Regions from separate parts of the Homo sapiens genome. Here region 1 is linked to region 2. A link is an interaction called in ENCODE POLR2A ChIA-PET data of the cell type or tissue named here. Cell type or tissue: OCI-LY7. All regions are shown on one strand. Links, peaks and the distances in the headings refer to the core of each region. The heading gives the core; the rest is flanking DNA. Region 1 overlaps CUX1 (cut like homeobox 1). Region 2 overlaps CUX1 (cut like homeobox 1).

Region 1 (9,944 bases), core at 1,147-9,146, 57 kb before region 2:
GAGGGTGTCCAGGTTCTTGGCGTTTTGAGCAATGAATTGGACAAAATGCACAAAGCAAGGAAAGAATGAAGCAACAAAAGCAGATATTTACTGAAAATGAAAGTACACTCCACAGGGTGAGAGTGGGCTGAGCAGCCGCTCAAGGGCCCAGATACAGATTCTTCTCGGGTCTAAATATCCCCTTGAGGTTTCCCATTGGCAATTGGTGTTCACCCCATGTAAATGAAGTGGTGGCCCTCATTCAGTCTGATCAGTTGCAGAAAGCAACCAACCAGAGGCTGAAGTGAAGTTATAAAGGTCACACTCCTATGCAAACATCTTGATTGGTTGCGGAAAGTAACCAATCAGAGGCTAAATTGAAGTTACAAAGTTGTACTTCTATGCGAACGAAGACTTGGCCCTGCAATCAGTCTGGTTGGTTGCAACCAATCAGAGGCTGAAGTTACAAAGTTACGCTTCTCTGCAAACATCTGATTGGTTGCAGAAAGCAACTAATCAAAGGTACTTTCAATTTCCCATCTGCAGGGCAGAAAAGGTGGAGGTTTGCAAAGGAAGTAGACGCTGGTCCTTTTGTTACTTAGGCGTGGCAAGTGGGGGTTTTTCCTTCGATTTAGTTCTAGGAAGTCAGGGTGAATCAGCCTTTGGTTCCCTGCCTGCAGACCCTATTTTCCTGCCTCAAGAGCACTGTCCCTCGGGCATCAGCAGCCTGGCGGGCATCACTGGCATTTTCTTGTGCATAAGGTAGTGACTGAGAATTTTCTCTCTGGACTATGTCATGTCCATACTGACGCAGGGATAAAGAATTTACAGAAAAAGCATGACCTGGGCTTTGAGAAATTTTATTTTGTGTTTCGAAAGAGTTCATTCTTTGACTTTTTGTTGGTTCCTCAGGCTCAGGAAGGTTCTGCTCCATTCTATTCCAAGAAGTTCTTGCTACCACTTCTGGGAGCAGGATCCCAGAAGGGGAGTGTTTTCCAGCTGAGAACTTTGTCCAGTTGGTGATTTAGTCGGAAGAAGACTGGCTTACTTCATCTTTGCCAGAGACCCAAAGACTGTTTAGCTGCTGTTTTCTAAATAATATGTAATCTCTTTTCTTTCTTTTTTTTTTTTTTTTTTTTTTTTCTGAGACAGAGTCGCACTCTGTCAAAGAGGCTGGAGTGCAGTGACGTGATCTTGGCTCACTGCAACCTTCGCCTCCCAGGTTCAAGCAATTCTCCTGCCTCAGCCTCCCACATAGCTGTGATTACAGGCACCCATCACGACACCCAGCTAATTTTTGTACTTTAGTAGAGACGGGGTTTCGCCATGTTGGCCAGGCTGGTCTCAAACTCCTGACCTCAGGTGATCCGCCTGCCTCAGCCTCCCAAAGCGCTAGGATTACAGGCGTGAGCCACCATGCCCAGCCTAGCTGCTGTTTTCTAAATAACCTATAATCTCTTTTCAAAAAGTCAAATTTGTACCTCAATTTTTCCCTAGTGAAATTTTCCAACTGGGCAGTCACTTTAAAACATTGCTAGGTTTCTTTCTCTGCAGTTACGTTCTGTGTTAATTTCCCATAGAAAAAAGACCGTTTTTCTCATCAACGTTTCCTCTTTACCTGAGCCAACCTTGTCCATGTACATGTACAAATTTTATAGAATTTTGATCATAGCATGGGTATATATTCATATTCTGCCTTTCTCACTTAATATTATGATTCTTATTATTACCATAAGCATTTTCCTATATTGGTAATATTCTTCACAATTTTTATTTCTGGCCAGAGAATTGAAGTTTGCAGTTTAAATTGATGGATGGTGGGAGCAAAGAATGTTTGATGTTTTCTGTAATACTAAAAGTCAATCAGAATACATCTACATTCCACATAGATCCCTTTCACCCACCGCTTCCCAGGTATTTCTTACAAATGCTGTGATCTGCCACATCTAACAAGTTACTTGCAAAGCAGGAATGGTGCTCGGAGCACTCTCCCTGTGTTTTGAAGTCTGATTATTGCTCAGATGCAATCATTCTGTGGCTGAGGCTTACAGGAAGGGCCCGGTCAATAGTGATGATGCATTTACTGACAGTCACTCAGTCGAGGGGAGTCGGGGTGCCTTAACTGTCTGCATACTTCAGGCCTTAATCCAGTGGAATCCAGAAACATTAGTAGGGTGCAGTAAGTTCTGCTAGTTGCAAGAGACAGCAACTCACACTGTCACAGGAAAAGGGAGGAAGCCCTTGGGAATAATGCAACAGGCATTCCAGCTATATGCCACACAGCCCTGCTCCTGGATCACAGGGAGAGCCGCCAAGCTGGCCCCAGGAACAGCGGAGCCAGAGTCTCACCCAGCCCAGGAGTGACAGGCACCTGACCGCACCAGCTCCCACCTGCTTCCCCTTCCTGAAGTTTTATTTATTTGTGCATTTCCTTGTTGCTTATCTCTGGGTCTCATTAGAGTGACAGCTCCATGAGGATAGGGCTTTGCATTGTGGCTCTCTGCCCAGTGCCTGGCACACAACAGGTGGGACATAGTGAATGACTGAAGGAGTCAATGGACCCAAATTCCCGCCACTCCCACTGAGTCCTCAGCAGCGGAGTTCACCAAGGGTTGCACTGGTGACTCTCAGAGCTTTGTCCCTGGTCCAGGTCTCACTCCTGAGTGCCAGCTTGCATATCTGACTGCCGCCTGGACTTTCCCACTGGGATGGCTGGTGGGCACCCACCTGATGTGTCCGGCAGAAGCCGTCTTCTTACTGCCTGCCTTCTTTTGGCGGGTAGCATCACCTCCCACCTTACTGCTCATGTTCTGAGCTTTTTGTTTTTCTTGAGATGGGGTCTTGCTCTATCACCTGGGCTCAAGTGCAATGGTGTGATCTCCGCACACTGCAACCTCTGCCTTCTGGGTTCAAGCGATTCTCGTGCCTCAGCCTCCCAAGTAGCTGGGATTACAGGCGTGCGCCACCACACCTGGCTAATTTTTGTATTTTTAGTAGAGATGAGTTTTCACCATGTTGGCCGGGCTGGTCTCGAACTCCTGACCTCAGATGATCCGCCCCCCTCAGCCTCCAAAAGTGCTGGGATTACAGGCGTGAGCACCATGCCTGGCCTGTGTTCTGAGCATTTTGTCACCAACTCTGGCCATCCAACCTCTAGGATGTCTCAATTCCAGCCACTTGCCTTCACCCAAACTCCTGCCCTACAGTCTGCAGTTCACGGTGGCATGAGTCTAAGTGCTTACAGGGCGGCCAGACTCTTCCTGGCTAATCGCCACCGACCCCTCTGGATTAACCTGTTGAGACGCCACTTCCTGACAGAGAGGTCTTCCTGGCCTCCCCAGCTGGTTTAGGGGACCCTTCCCATGCACACACACACCCTGGCCGGGGACCCTGCCATTCACTTCATCATAATTCCTTGGTAACTGTTTGGCCGAGAGACTGGTTCAGTGCGGTTTTGTCCCTATTTCCTTTATATCCACCCCAGTGCCTGCCATGTGGCAGAAACTCCATAAATATTGCTAAATGAATGCAGAAATTAATGAATCAAATTATTTCTTCAAAATGCTGAGTGTTTTTTTGGTCTCAGGCTCCTACTGTTCCCACTGAACCACCCTCCCGAGGTTGAAGCTTCCCAGTGAGGGCGAGCACTGCAGAGCACTAAGACAAGTCAATTGCAGGAGAACAGAATGTATCTTTTATTGAGTTGTAGCAGTTTAATAGCTGTCTGAACTCTCATTTTACTTTGTTGTCATTCTATAAAGATTTACATGCCTGCATGGACATTTATACAGCACTTAGCATTCGGAGTTGCCCAAACCAGCACATGTGCATCTGAGGACTTCGGCTCTGGGGCCGGCCCTTGGTGTCTGGGATCTGTGTTTGGTTTACCAGACGTCCCGCCGGCGCCCCAAGCCCAGCACACAGGGTAGGATCTCCCTCCACCCCAGCTTATCCCCCACCATCCCCACCCGCCCCACTTCTCCCTTGGTGTTCTGGCTCCTCCCTCTTCTTCATCTTCCACCTTCTATAATTTCCTTCACATTAAAGACACAAAGGCCAGGCATGGTGGTTCACGCCTGTAACCCCAGCACTTTGGGAGGCCGAAGCAGGCAGATCACCTGAGATCACGACTTTGCAACTAGCCTGGCCACATGGTGAAACCTCGTCTCTACTAAAAAAATACAAGACATTAGGTGGGCGTGGTGGTGGGCACCTGTAATCCCAGCTACTTGGGAGGCTGTGGCAGGACAGTCGGTTGAACCCAAGAGGTGGAGGTTGCAGTGAGCCGAGATTGTACTACTGCACTCCAGCCTGGGTGACAGAGCAAGACTGTCTAAAAAATAAATAAAATTAAAAAAAAAAGACACCAAATAAGCATTTAGCAATACAGTAGCATTGAACCCTCATGGTCCTCATGTACCTCTGAGTAGGTTTGGTAGTTCATACCTTGGTGTTTGTTCTTTTCATTTGCCACCAGATCGCTTCTTATTTCTTAGTCAGTTTCGCGAGTACTATCAGACTTGTCTTCCTGGGTATTACTCGGGTCAATGCCTGAGACCCCAGCACCCCTCATGCCCCACACCACACCCCCAGGGCATCAAGAACCAGGCTGAGCCCCAGGGATACAACAGCCAGCTCAGTTCCTGCCCTCAGACTATAGAGGCTGGTGGGAATATGGGCATTAAAAAGTAATTGCGACCGGGTGCAGTGGCTCACACCTGTAATCCCAGCACTTTGGGAGGCTGAGGTAGCTGAATTACCTGAATTACTTGAGCCCAGGGGTTGAAGACCAGCCTGGGCAACACGGTAAAACCCCGTCTCTACAAAAGATACAAAAGTTAGCTGGGCATGGTGGCGTTCGCCTGTAGTCCCAGCTGCTCAGGAGGCTGCGGTGGGTGGATCACCTGAGCCCAGGAGATCAAGGCTGCAGTGAGCCAAGATCACGCCACTGCACTTCAGCCTGGGTGACAGAGTGGGACCCTGTCAAATTAAAAAAAAAAAAAAATTAGAAAAAAGAAGAAGAAAAAGTAATTGCACAAATAACTGAATTTTAGGTGCGATAAGCAAAGCCCACTGGGCAATGAGAGTATAGAATAAGGTGAATCAAGCAGGACAGAGGCAGCTGCCCTCAGGTGGCACCAACTGGGGCCAGGAGAAGAAGCCACAGGAAGCAGTTTTCTGACCAGAGAAAGCAGCAGCAGGGAGGAGCTGGGACAGGAAGGAGACCAGCAGGTGGGGAGAATGTCGGGTCAATGGGGCTTAGTGAGCAGAAGAGGAAAAGGACCCAGCAGCAGCCAAGCCCTGCAGCAGCCAGACGGAGACACTGAAGTAGTCAGAGGGGCTGTGAATAATGACTCTGGGGATCGGGCGCAGTGGCTTACTCCTATAATCACTGTACTTTGGGAGGCTGAGGCAGGAGAGGTATTTGAGGCCAGGAGTTCGAGACCAGCCTGGGCAACATAGCAAAACCCCCCATCTCTTTAAAAAAAAAAAAAAAAAAAAAGATGAACAAGTAAAATATGCAGCCTCTGTCTCTAGTTCAAGACCAGCCTGGCAACATAGCAAGACCCTCCCATCTCTTTAAGAAAAAAATAAACAAGTAAAATAGGCAGCTTCTGTCCCTTACTGTAATGAAATGAGAAATGTCTCTGCTCTTAAAATGTAATGTGACCCTCTCAGGTAGCTGGGAATATTCTGGAATGACCGCTTCTAACAGGCTCTTGCATAGCTGGAATTTTACTGAGTTCTAAGCAAAATTATGACAGTATGCATAATTCGTCAGTAATTAACCTTGTGTGGGTGACTTGCTCTTGCTTCTTGATACTTTTCATTTTTTTTTTTTTTTACAATGAGTATGTATTTATTTCTACAATGGTGGAGAACATAAATTAGTAAAATATTCAACTTGCAATCTTAGTTTCTGAATAGGCCTTATTAATGTATTGCAGATAAGAACTTAGTCAACTAGTTGTAGGGTAAAACACAAGTGTGACTTCTCTGTTCCAGAAACATCTTAGTAATGTTTTTGGGGGTTTTTGTTTGTTTTTTATTTTTTAGCAGCGGGGTCTCTGTTGCCCAACCTGGAGTGCACTGGTACCATCATAGCTCATTTAACCGCCTCCTGGCTCAAGTGATCCCCCTGCCTCAGCCTCCTGAGTAGCAGGAACTACAGGCACACGCCACCACACCTGGCTAATTTTTAAATTTTTTGTAGAGATGGGGTCTTGCCATGTTGCCAAGGCTGGTCTCAAACTCCTAGGCTCAAGCAATCCTCCCGCCTCGGCCTCCCAAAGTGCTGAGATTACAGGCGTGAGCCACCACACCCAGCCTAGTAATGGTGTATTTTAAAGAGTTCCTAGGTAGAAGAAAAAGACTAGGCACTCCAGAACTTCTGTGCTTTGGTTGCAAAGTTCACTGGAAGCATCTCTTTGCAAGTTGTCCTTGCCTCTGTCTGTGACCTGCTATCAGAACCGTATTTTACTGCTTGCTGAGATGCAGTTTAGTTCCTACAGACACAAACCCTTCAAATATAAAGGCAGTGCCTGGAAGGGTTTATTTTAAGATTTAAATCTTAGGAAGCACATTACCAGTGATATAAAATATTCATTGACTCATGAAACACTGCTAGAAGTCGCTGTTTCGTGACTGACTCGTCTCCCTTTATTTCCATAGGTTAACTGGTCTGCCTTTGTGAAAAGTAGATGTAGGTTTTTCGGAAGTCCTAAAAGAGAGCTGGCTGGAAAGAGTGCATTTGTAGGCCATTCCATTTTCAGAGCCTGCTCCCAAATGCCTGTGCTCTGAGGTCCTCCCCCTGGGAGAGGTTTCATTTTGGATGTAGGAAAACCATCTCTCCTGGTGACTATCCTTGTCGGCCTAGCATCTGAGAATCTAGAAATAAAATGGAATGTCATCATTTTTGAGAACTGCTTTTTAATGCTCCTCCAGGAGAATAAAATAGCAGTCTGGTTCTTGGTGCCTGCTACTTTCAAGTGAGGACACATTACAGGTTAAAATTAGAAAACACTGTTCTTTTATACTTCTTTCTCCACTGCCTGCCCCTCACTCAAAGATCCCACATTAAGACTCCTGGAAAAAAAGTTGAAGAAATCAGCCTGGCGTGGTGACTCACGCCTATAATGCCAGCACTTTGGGAGGCCGAGGCAGGCGGATCACCTGAGGTCAGGAGTTCAAGACCAGTGTGACAAACATGGTGAAACCCCGTCTCTACTAAAAATAGAAAAATTGGCCGAGCATGGTGGCGTGCACCTATAATCTCAGCTACTCGGGATGCTGAGTCACGAGAATCGCTTGAACCTGGGAGGCGGAGGTGGCAGTGAGCCTAGATCATGCCACTGCACTTTAGCCTGGGCAACAGAGTGAGACTCTGTCTCAAAAAAAAAAAAATGACAAAATCTTATGATTTCGTTAGAAATAGCCCCTGGTTTTCATGCCAAGAAGTTCATCAATGTGCCACTTGGTAGCCTTCTCGAAGGTGATAGAAATGTGGCCATTGCAGCCTGATTCTGTACGGTGACTCCAGTCCACGTATTCCAGGTCTCCAGGTGTTGGCAAACAAGACCTGGGACCCAGGGCCCCTCCGGAGAGCTCCCTGTAACTTCAGTAGCAGGAGACATGCGGGATCCCTTTACAAATCCTCAGTTTGCCTTCATAAAACATTTTCATTCATGTGATTAAGAAGTAATCACAGGCCCCAAACAAAACAGGACAGAAAGAGGAACTGGGTCTGGAAGAATAAAGCCCTGTGGGTGGCGGATAATGTGCTGACTCCTGTCCAGGATACAGGTCCCTGGCCCTAAGCTGGTCCTGAAACAGCCTCGGGGGACGAGGCTGTATGCTCTGTCCCAGTTACACTCAGGCTCCGGCATTAGGGAAATTGGAAACCAGGCATGGAAGCAGCGTCCCTACCTTCCTCGGCCAGGTTCATAAACCTGGGGCTCAATCCGCCTCTCCATGTAGGACACTGTATGTTTGCAGGCTGAGGAATTGGCCACCACTGTTCTAAAGACAAGCAGGCATGACAAGATGGGCGTTAGGCCTGTTGCCGCCAGGTTTTGCCGGCTGCCGTCCTTCCCAAGGCTTTCCCTTCTCCATCCATCCTCCCCCGGTCCCTCGACACAGCACTAGAGTGAGAACACCCTGGATGTGACTTGGGGACTCCTCCTCGGTGTGCTTGCGTGGAGAGTGGAGAGGTGCGTCGTTTGTGCCCCGCTTTGCCATGACCGGGGTGGTCCTGGCACGCCGGGTATCTAGACAGCTTTTCATCAGTCGCTCATCAGCATGCTAATTGCCGTATGACTAATTATGCCCTGAATTCCAGTTGATTTTCTTAATGAGACAGCTGGGTTAATTATGTAATCGTATGATTACATTAGCCTAGAGTGCCCTGGCGAAAAGTAGCGTCTGCCGCATTGTGATGTCATCGCGGGGACGGTGCTCACAAGGGGGACATTCATCCTCAGGCTGGTGGCAGGGGACAGCCCCCATCGCCCGCAGAGCGCACTGTGCAAACATGAGCCTCATGTCTATTAAGATTGGCTTTTTCAGCCCTCACAACCTACAAGAAAAGCAGTTCACCACCAGCAGTCTCCTCGCCACCCTGCGCCCTCTCCACGCCCCCAGCCGAATCCAAAAGCCGCCTGCAGGCCTCTGCAGCTCTTCTGAGATCCAGCCATGTGTCCTTTCTTCTCACAGGACCTCTCTGCACCGAGGCTGTTGGGCTTTATCAGGGCACACCAGCACTTCCTTCAGAGTGATCCGAAGAACTCAAAGCAAAATGTTTGCATTAAAGTCCCAGAGCGACTTAGTTGACGATAACATATAAACAAGCCCTAGACTGGCCCCGACCTTAGATCCCACTGCGCACGCCAGATATGCTGTTTCATTCCTTCTTTCTGCCCAATCTCTAACACACATCATATTTACTAGGAAAATACATGACCGATACCTTCTGGTTTCTGGCCACTTCGCTACTCCCCATCACAGCAGAACTCCCCTGGGAGGTGACTGCCTGCTGAATCACTTCTTCACCTATTTACACTCTTCCTCCTTAGACTTTTGTGGCCTTCTCCTCTTCCTCTGCCAGGGCTCTAAATGTTGGAGTATGCCAGGACGTTATTCTTAGCCTTTTCCTTTTCATTTGCATTCCCTCCCTATCTAAAACTCCACATGACCAAAAGAGAATGATCATTTCCCCCCACGTGCTCCCAAGATAGTCAGTGACATCACCATTCACGCAGGTGCTTTGGCCACTGATATGGTTTGGCTCTGTGTCCCCACCCAAATCTCACCTCAAATTGTAATCTCCACATGTCGAGGGAGGTGATTGGATCATGGGGGCAGTTTCCCCGTGGCTGTTTTCATGATAGTGAGTGAGTTCTCACGAGATCCGATGGTTTTATAAGTGTTTGGCAGTTCCACCTTCGCTCATCTCTCTCCTGCCACTTTGTGAAGAAGGTGCTTGCTTCTCCTTCACCTTCCGCCACAACTGTTTCCTGAGGCCTCCCCAGCCATGTGGAACTGTGATTCCATTAAACCCCTTTGCTTTATAAATTACGCAGTCTCAGGTATTTCTTTTTTGTTTTTTTTGAGATGGAGTCTCACCATCGCCCAAGCTGGAGTGCAGTGGCATAATCTTGGCTCGCTGCAACCTCCTCCTCCTGGGTTCAAGCGATTCTCCTCCCTCAGCCTCCCTGGGATTACAGGCGCCTGCCACCATGCCCAATTAATTTTTGTATTTCTAGTAGAGACAGAGTTTCACCGTGTTGGCCAAGCTGATCTCGATCTCCTGACCTCGGGTGATGCGTCCGCCTCCGCCTCCCAAAGTGTTGGGATTAGAGGCATGAGCCACCATGCCTGGCCCAGGTATTTCTTTATAGCAGTGTGAAAATGGACTCATACAGCCATAATGCACAACTCAGCCTGGGTTCCCTTCTTTCTTTCACACC
Region 2 (9,944 bases), core at 1,160-9,159:
CCTGTCTCTACTAAAAATACAAAAATTAGCTGGGCGTGGTAGTGGGTGCCTGTAATCCCAGCTACTCGGGAGGCTGAAGCAGGAGAATGGCTTGAACCTGGGAGGCAGAGGCTGCAGTGAGCCGAGATTGTGCCATTGCACTCCAGCCTGGGAAACAGAGTGAGGCTCCATCTCAAAGAAAAAATCAACACCAGAGGTTAATAATCTAGTAACTAACTGTCTTCTATGTGCCACATTTTTGCAAGATCCAAGTTTTAAAGTGAGAACAAGTTGTTCGGTCCCCGCCCAGCTGACTGTGACACCAAGGTGGCGGCCCGCATTGGAGATCTGGTTCCATCTGACTTGGAAAATTTGGGGCACCGTGGGCTGGTGTGAAACAAATTAAAAGAGGTGCCAAACAGCCAGGCACCCAGCAAGGATGCCCAGGGCTCTTGTTCGGGGATTTCGTTAAAAAACTTTTTGGAACCCACCTCAAAGAATGAAAAGTTTCCTATAGGAAGGCAGGAGCGAGCGAGATAATTGAACTCATTGATTTCCTTCACGGCTTGTTTGCCCTTTCATTCTCTTCCCGAGGTGCTATTTGTTGAGGAATGTCTCCAATTGCCAGAAAGACAGTGGGGTGTCTCATATTTCCTCGCCACCTCTCCTTTCAGCCAGTGCTGAGTTCTAAGGCAAGCCTGCAATATGAATTTTTAATGCCGAGCTTTATGGCATCACTCCCGCACAGCCCGACTGCATCACTCTCCTGAGCCTTCAGATTTAATGCTCCAATGAACAGAGCAAAGACTGGGGCATTCAACATCAGTGAGAATTAACCCCCACATGACCACAGCAGTGCCCTCTGATTTTCCTAAAGAGGGTTGGGAAAAAATAAAAATTATGTAGTGTTGGCCGGGTAAGGTGGCTCACACCTGTAACTCCATCACTTTGGGAGGCTGAGATGGGTGGATCACCTGAGGTCAGGAGTTCGAGACCAGTCTGGCCAACATAGCAAAACCCCATCTCTACTAAAAACACAAAAATTAGCTGGGCGTGGTGACGGGAGCTTGTAATCCCAGCTACTTGGGAGGCTGAGGCAGGAGAATCGCTTGAACCCAGGAGGCAGAGGTTGCAGTGAGCTGAAATCACGCCACTGCACTCCAGCCTGGGCAACAGAGCAAGACTCCATCTTATAAAAAAAATTATGTAGTGTTGAGAATCCTTGCTATCCAAATAGCCTGAAGCACAAAAGCACAGCTTATTCTTGAAATTTTATGGAATAGCCTATATTTTGACCTTTTTGCTTCTTCTAAGTTGGACGATGTGTGCTTCGAAGCATTTCTGTGATCTTCCCACCCTTAAAAAAAAAATCTCTGCAGGCTGGGAGTGGTGGCTCACGCCTGTAATCCCAGCACTTTGGGAGACTGTGGTGGGCAGATTGCCTGAGGTCAGGAGTTCAAGACCGGCCTGGCCAACATGATGAAACCCTGTCTCTACTGAAAATACGAAAATTAGCCGGGCGTGGTGGTACACGCCTGTAGTCCCAGCTACTCAGAAAGCTGAGTCAGCGAGATCATGCCACTGCATTTCAGCCTGGTCAACAGAGTGAGACTCCATCTCAAAAAAAAAAAAAAAAAACTCTCCAGTTTGTAGGATTTAATGAATATATAGATGACCGGCTGTTCTGCGGTTTCCGTGGAAAGCCCAAATGTAATTAGAAATCCAATTTCCGATCGATTTTTCCAATGGAAAAAGGACCAGTTGTGTTAAGTGGCTAATTCTTTTTTTATGCAGATGGTTGATTGTCATTTTCTTATAGTAGCTTTCTGAATTTTTGCAGACGTCAAAACTAAGAAAAAGTTGTATATAAAAATTGCTCAATTGGCCAGGTGCAGTGGCTCACGCCTCTAATCCTAACATTTTGGGAGGCCGAGGCAGGAGGGTCGTTTGAGGCCAGGAATTCAAGACCAGCCTGGGCAAAACAGCAAGACATAATTTCTGTTTAAAAAAAAAAAAAAAAGTTTGAACATAAAAACTGCTCAAATTTAAGTACATTAAAGAAGGACAGAGTCTTTAGTAAATGGTAGAATAACAAGCCAACTATGTAGAAGCCAGTAGAATCAGAGCTGAGCCCCATGCAAAATAAAATCTATTTAGTTATTTTTATTTATTTTTTATTTTATTTATTTATTTTTTTTTTTTGAGACAGGGTCTTGCTGTCTCACCCAGGCTGAAGTGCAGTGGCGTGATCTTGGCTCACTGCAACCTCTGCCTCCCAGGTTCAAGCAGTTCTCCTGCCTCAGCCTCCTGAGTAGCTGGGATTACAGGCGCGCACCACCATGCCTAGCCAATTTTTGTATTTTAGTAAAGATGGGGTTTCACCATGTTGGCTAGGCTGGTCTTGAACTCCTGACCTCAAGTGATCCACCCACCTCTGCCTGCCAAAGTGCTGGGATTACAGGCGTGAGCCACCACGCTCAGTTTAGATGTTTAAAACATTTAAATGTGACCAGAAAGAAATCCATAAAAACACTAGGAGCAATTTTAGGTGTATATTTATATAATAAGGGGGTGGAAAAACTTTTTTTTAAGCATGATGCCAAAAGTAGAAATCACAAAGGGAAGAAATTCAGAGCTTTGTGGAGATGGATGGGCGGGTGGATAGATGGATGGGCGGGTGGATAGATGGATGGGCGGGTGGATAGATGGATGGGCGGGTGGATAGATGGATGGATGGACAGACGGATGGGCAGATGGATTTAGACAGACTGGCAAAAATATTTGCAATATATATGAGAGAGAGAGTGTGTGTGTGTGTGTGCGCGCGCGCGCGCGCACGCCACGCACACACGCATCTTTACAGAACAATAAGAAAAAGTTTCATTTCCCAATAGTAAAACCTCTATATTTTCAGTTTCTTACTAGACATTTCTACTATGAGCATCTCAAACTCAGATTAAGTTGTTATTCTCCGTAACTTCCCCCTTCCCTATAGTCAGCCCCCTTCTGCTTTCTTCCTCTGCCCGACCATACCTGCTCCTCCTTCATTCCAGAAACTGAGGGTATTTCGTCACTCCTTTGTGAGCCCTCCTGTCTAATTCATGTTAGTTCCGCCTTCTTGCAACATTGTACATTCCCAACTTCATCACCACTCTCACTACCGTCATTTTAATTTGTTTTTCTTTGCTTTTCTTTTTTTTTTTTTTTTTTTGAGACAGGGTCTCGCTCTGTCACTTGCAGTGGCGCAATCTCTGCTCACTGCAACCTCCACCTCCCAGGTTCAAGCGATTCTCCTGCCTCAGCTTCCTGAGTAGCTGGGATTACAGGCACCCGCCACTACACCTGGCTAATTTTTGTATTTTTAGTAGTGACAGGGTTCACCATGTTGGCCAGGCTGGTCGCAAACTCCTGACCTCAAGTGATTCACCTGCCTCAGCCTCCCAAAGTGCTGGGATTACAGGCGTGAGCCACCGCACCCGGCCTTAATTTGTTTTTCGTCTCTTGGTCTCACTTCAAGATCTTCTGAACTTGACCCTCTGCCACCAGTATCTCCCTGGACAAAACCACCCTCCAAGCATCTGCTAAAGTTATCTTTCTAAAATCTGTCTGATCCTGCTAAAACCTGTCCCACTTAAAATCTCTCCGTGGCACCCTCTCTCATATCTAAGGGAAAGTCCAAAATCACAGCATGATGCACAAGGCACTTTGGGATGCAGCCCTGCCTTCCCAGCCTCATCTTAGGCCAACTCAAACTCCACCGTCCTATAGAATCCCAGGCCTTTCTTTCCCCAGCTCACCTTGCAGCCGGTTCTACCTTTCCTGACAAGCTGATCCTGCCCTGCCTTGCCTGCTCCTATGCCCACACTTACCTGCTGTGGTGAAAGAGGGCTCTGGTCTCCCTCATTCTAGGGGCTCTTCATGTGGGGTCTATAGAGAGAACCTGGGGGCTTCATGAATTGGACCCAGAAAAAAATACATCTTTTTTTTTTTTTTTTTTTTTTTTTTGAGATGGAGTCTTGCCCTGTCACCCAGGCTGGAGTGCAGTGATGCAATTGTGGCTCTCTGCAACCTCCGCCTCCCGGGTTCAAGCGATTCTCCTGCCTTAGCCTACCAAGTAGTTGGGACCACAGGCATGTGCCACCACACCCAGATAATTTTTGTAGTTTTTAGTAGAGACAGGGTTTCACCATGTTGGCCAGGCTGGTCTTGAACTCCTGACCTCGTGATCCACCCGCCTCCGCCTCCCAAAGTGCTGGGACTACAGGCGTGAGCCACCACACTCGGCCTAGAAAATACATCTTTATTTCCATCAGTGTCTAACTGCAATGTAGCATTTCCTTCCATTGTAAATGAAGCCCCCACACCGGGGTAATTGCAGACTGTGACCTCGTTGCGAGTGGAAATCACAGAGGCTTTCACATCTCATTCCCGTTGTTACGGAGGTCACAAACGCTGTTTGGATTCATCACTACTTCAAAATGTCAGTGGTTCTTAGATTTGTTATTTAGTGCAACAGTAAAGAACAGTTGTTCCTGTATCACAAATCTGGTTTTAAAAAAAGATTGTCCTGGCGCGCTGGCTCACACCTGTAATCACAGCACCTTGAGAGGCCAAGGTGGGCAGATCACTTTGAGGTCAGGTGTTCGAGGCCAGTCTGGCCAACATGGTGAAACCTCATATCTCCTAAAAGTTTAAAAAATTAGCTGGGAGTGGTGGTGGGCACCTGTAATCCCAGCTACTCTGGTGGCTGAGGCAGGAGAATCGCTTGAACCCGGGAGGTGGAGGTTGCAGTTAGCTGAGATTGCACCACTGCACTTCAGCCTGGGCAACAGAGCTAGACTCAGTCTCAAAAATAAAAATTAAAAAAAATTGCAATAACTGCACTTCAAAATAATTGTTTTCCTTGGTCCTTAAAACATGATTAGACTTCTGTCCAATAATGGCCTTGTGGACTTACGTCTTTAAAACATTCCAAATAGATGCCTGTATTCTTGACAAGACTTCCAGAGGGGACCGTGGCAAAGGAAGGGTTAAGCATCTGCGTCAGACTGACAGTGTCTTGACCGGATCCTCCTCCGTCTTTCCCCCACCGCTTTGCACAGTGCCACATGACTTTTTATTTGTTTTGAGACAGGATCCAGCTCTGTTGCCCAGACTGGAATGCAGTGGCGCAATCACGACTCACTGCAGCCCTGACCTCCTGGGCTCAAGTGATCCTCCCACCTCAGCCTCCTGAGTAGCTGGGACTATAGGCAAGTGCCACCACACCCAGCTAATTCTTTTTATTTTTAGAGATGGGGTCTCACTGTGTTACCCAGGCTGGTCTCAAACTCCTGGGCTCAAGCGATCCTCCCACCTCTCCCTCCCGAAGTTCTGGGATTACAGACAGGAGTCACAGCGCCAGGTCCCTATTTATTTTACTCTTTGTGTGTTTCCTTATATCCTGTAAAAATGGGTACAGTGGAAACTGGGCAGTAATTCTACACGTATTCTGGATTTTAGCTACTCACATTTATGGTTACTTTTACCTATCAATTAATTGCTTTTCTTTTCACTCGAGTTTTAGTGATTTTCACTGTCCAAAAGAATCGTGTATAGTTGACCCTTGAACAACACAGGGGTTAGAGGCACTGACCCCCGACACAGTGAAAAATCCAAGTACAACTTTTGACTCCTCAAAAGCTTTACTGACAGCCTGCTAGTGACCGGAAGCCTTACCAGTTACATGAAGTGCCGATTAAGATGTTTTGTAAGTTACATATGTTATATACAATATTCTTCCAATAAAGTAAGGCAGAGAAAAGAAAATGTTAAGAAATCCTAAGGAAGAGAAAACACACTTTCCGTTCATTAAGTGGAAGTGGATCATCAAAAAGGTCTTCATCCCTGTTGTCTTCACATCAAGTAGGCCAAGGAAGAGGAGGGTTGGTCTCGCTGTCTCGGGTGACAGCGGAGGAGGACGTGGAGGAGGTGGGAGGGGGGCCAGACACACTCAGTGTAATTTTACTGAAAAATATTCAAGTTGAAGTGGAACCATATTGTTCAGACCCATATTTGAGGGTCAACTTGTGTGTGTGTGTGTTTGTGTGTGTGTGTGTGTATGTACACACACACAAAAAATAATATATATAAAAACATGAGTCCCAGCAATCTTATCCTTAATCATTTCTAATGTGGTTTCAGTGAGAGAAAATAGTCTTTTCAGGCCAGGCACGGTGGCTCATGCCTGTAATTCCAGCACTTTGGGAGGCCAAGGCAGGCGGATCACTTGAGGTCACGAGTTCAAGACCAGCCTGGCCAAGATGGTGTAAACCCATCTCTACTCTAAATACAAAAATTGTCCTGGTGTGGTGGCGCGTGCCTATAGTCCTAGCTACTTGGGAGGCTGAGGCAGGAGAATCCTTGAACCCGGGAGGTGGAGGTCACAGTGAGCTGAGATCACGCCACCACACACCAGCCTGGGAGACAGAGCAAGGCTCTGTCTCAAAAAAAAAAGAAAATGGTTTTTTCTCCTCAATCCATTTTCTTATTTTTCAATGACCTATTATATCTTTAATGTGTCTGAAGTTTATTATATCATATAAAATAATATTTGTTTCTGTTTGTTATTCTTTAATACTCAGTTTGCCCAATAATATTGATGATTTCTTCCCCCAACATATAATATCTGACAAATCAGGTATAAATACATATAGCTCTGGATTTCTGTCTATAATTTCATTCTATCAGTCTAGTTTTTCACTCTAATAAGTGCCACACTCTTGATGACGTCTCCTTGTTTTCTATTTCAGTATTTGTATAGCCAGTTTACTATTGTTGTTTTTAGTTTAAAAGAAAAAAAAACAACAACCTTTAGTATTTTGGTCACCTATTTTTTCTGTATGCATCTCGTCATTTTACCAACTTTTTTTTTTTTTATTTGAGATGGAGTCTTGCTCTCTCACCCATGCTGGAGTGCAGTGGCACGATCTCAGCTCACTGCAACCTCCACCTCCCAGGTTCAAGCAATTCTCCTGCCTCAGCCTCCCCAATAGCTGGGATTACAGGCACCGCCACCACACCCAGCTAATTTTTGTATTTTTAATGGAGACGGGGTTTCACCATGTTGGTCAGGCTGGTCTGAAACTCCTGACGTCATGATCCGCCCACCTTGGCCTCCCAAAGTGCTGGGATTTTAGACGTGAGCCACCGTGCCCGGCCATTTTACCAACTTTTATAAATTAACTTGGGAGAGAAATGTATGTTTCTTTGTATTTAATGCAGCTGCACATAAATGTATCATTCTCTTCCTTTGCTCCAAGCATTTTGTAATCCAATTTTTCTACAGATGGAGTTTATGCTATGTTATTTTAATTCCCACGTGCTTCTGTGTTTACCTCTGTTGTAAATGAGACAGATCTTTTATTTCATTTTGTGGATGTTTATTACTGGTGTAGGGGAGTTTGTTATTTTCTTGTGTTTACCAAGAAACATAGGGCTTTGCTGAACGCTTGATTGTCCCAGCCCATTTGCTCAAGTGAATCCCTGGGATTTGGGGAGCACGGGACTGCATTACCTACAAGTAGTGAACGTGCACCCTGTGTGACACTCAGAACTTCTGATCCTCTTCTTTCATTCCTGTGTTCAGAAGGAGCATTCTGTTATAGGTCTGGGAAGAATCGTGGAGGCTCTTGGTTTAAGCCTGTGTCCCTTTCCATGTTAATCAAATGCTCCAATGATTTCCCCTCTGTAAATTGAACTGTGACCTGGTTTTTAGATGCCATGGGATCAAAGCCCCGCAACTGTGTTAGATCCTTCTAGTGGGGTAGTTTTCTATTAGGTCGGTGCAAAAGTAATTGCGGTTTTTGCCATTAAAAGTAATGGCAGGTTGGGCGCGGTGGCTCACACCTGTAATCCCAGCGCTTTGGGAGGTTGAGGCAGGCGGATCACCTGAGGTCACAAGTTCAAGACCACACTGGCCAACATGGCTAAACCCTGCCTCTACTGAAAATACAAAAATTAGCCGGGCGTGGTGGTGGATGCCTATAATCCCAGCTACTCGGGAGGCTGAGGCATGAGAATTGCTTGAACCCTGGAGGTGAAGGTTACAGTGAGCTGAGATGGCACCGCTGCACTCCAGCCTGGGCGAGAAGAGTGAATCTCCGTCAAAAAAGAAAAAGGTAATGGCAAAACCACAGTTACTTTTGCACCGACCTAATAGTAGGATTACACTTTTAAATAGTACATTTCATTCCATTTTTATTTTACATATTTTATAGATTTTCTTGCTTATTTAAGACAAGTTGAAGCTTATGTTTCTATTTACTGTGCCATTTAGCATTTCTTATTTCTCCCTAACATTATTATGCTACATATAATATTGATTAGTCTGGCTTCAAACCTTACCTTAATTAGCCTTAAAAAAAAAATCTAGTTGGCCAAGCACACTGGCTCACACCTGTAGCCTCAACACTTTGGGAGGCCAAGGCAGAAGGATCACTTGAACCCAGGAACTGGAGACCAGCCTGGGCAACGTAGTGAGATCGTCTCACTAAAAAAAGTTAAAAATTAGCTGGGCATGGTGGTGCTCACTGTAGTCTTAGCTACTTTGGAGACTGAGGAGGGAGGATTGCTTGAGCCCAGGAGGTCAAGGCTGCAGTGAGCCAAAATCGTGCCACTGCACCCCAGCCTGGGCAACAAAGTGAGATCCCGTCTCCAAAAACAAAAAGTCTAGTTAATCATTGCCTTTTTACTCAAAATGTGTTTCTACCACCCTTTTTGGATTTTTAAAAAATATGTATTTTATTTTTATGGGTAAATTTGGCCTAATTACATTTTACTGATATAACTCTTAACTTAAATTTCTCTTTATTGTTGAATTGTTGATCCTTTTCTTTTTTCTAATTCACAGTATCTCTGTCCTAGGCTTTCTGATCTATTTAAGGAAGATTGAGTGAACAGCCTAATTGACCCTCTGAATGTCCCCTGAGCCTTCTAATCCGCCCTGCCTTGAGCCTCCTCTTGTAACTGAAATTCACTTTCTGATGCAGAACCATTGAGCCCTTCTGAAACCTTTTCAAAACTATATATTTAAATTTTCTTATCAAACTGTACTGTTATTAGATTACATGTCTAGCATAGCAGCAAATTATACTTCATTATATTAACCTTGCCACTTCCCTCTACAATGAGACCCGATCTTTTATAAGATACTCTGGACCTACAAATTCCTGCTGGTGAATTCTTTAAAGTTATATGGATTTTCAACGATCGTCTACTCCCTTTACAAAGCAGCTGCTGTTTAGCAGGATTATCCATTAGTGGTAAGAATCCTTTATTCCCTAGCATATGGTAAATATTTTTTACCAACTTGAGGTATGCCACGTAGATCCCACGGGATTTACACACATAGACAAAGGCATTCTTCTCATCACATTGTTTTAAACAATCCAGCTGCCATTTTAGCTTTCACTAAACTTAGAAATGTATCAGCTTGGCCGGGCATTGTGGGTCACACCTCTAATCTCAGCACTTTGGGAGATCAAGGCAGGCGGATCATTTGAGGTCAGGAGTTTGAGACCAGCCTGGCCAACATGGAGAAACCCCATCTGTACTAAAAATACAAAAATTAGCTGGGTGTGGTGGTATGCACCTGTAATTCCAGCTACTCAGGAGGCTGAGACCCGGGAATCACTTGAACCCGGGAGGCAGAGTTTGCAGTGAGCCGAGATCGTGCTGCTGCACTCCAGCCTGGGCAACAGAGAGAGACTACATCTTAAAAAAAAAAAAAAAAAAAAAAAGGAATGGTATCAACTCGACACCCAGGGTCCTTCTGTAAGTTAAAACCTGGGAAGTGCCCTACCCTGGCATTTGAAAAGTGGCTGAATCCAATTTCCTGTCCAGAATTACAATGACATTGTATTGATACATTGATGATCAAAAGCATAGCTAAGCTGTAAGGCTGGTTATTGGATATACATCTTCCA

What was found. ChIA-PET counts read pairs that join two places held together with the same protein. Peaks named below come from ENCODE experiments on the same cell type or tissue, not always from the same donor. Only the 100,000 strongest peaks of a DNase experiment are listed, where the experiment ranks them.
Region 1: POLR2A ChIA-PET joins it to region 2 with 10 read pairs; 2 of 35 experiments call an interaction of 5 or more read pairs at or near these places.

Annotation. Positions count from the first base shown.
Region 1 is chr7:102,072,068-102,082,011 of GRCh38, forward strand. All of the region lies in intron 4 of CUX1 (cut like homeobox 1), which reads left to right. Among named protein-coding and RNA genes, the nearest start is that of SH2B2, 210 kb to the right of the region's middle. In OCI-LY7, for the core only: no CTCF peak of the experiment used is centred there; a DNase peak (open chromatin) is centred at 5,204.
Region 2 is chr7:102,129,510-102,139,453 of GRCh38, forward strand. All of the region lies in intron 8 of CUX1 (cut like homeobox 1), which reads left to right. Among named protein-coding and RNA genes, the nearest start is that of SH2B2, 150 kb to the right of the region's middle. RefSeq lists an enhancer at 4,900-5,194. In OCI-LY7, for the core only: no CTCF peak of the experiment used is centred there; no DNase peak of the experiment used is centred there.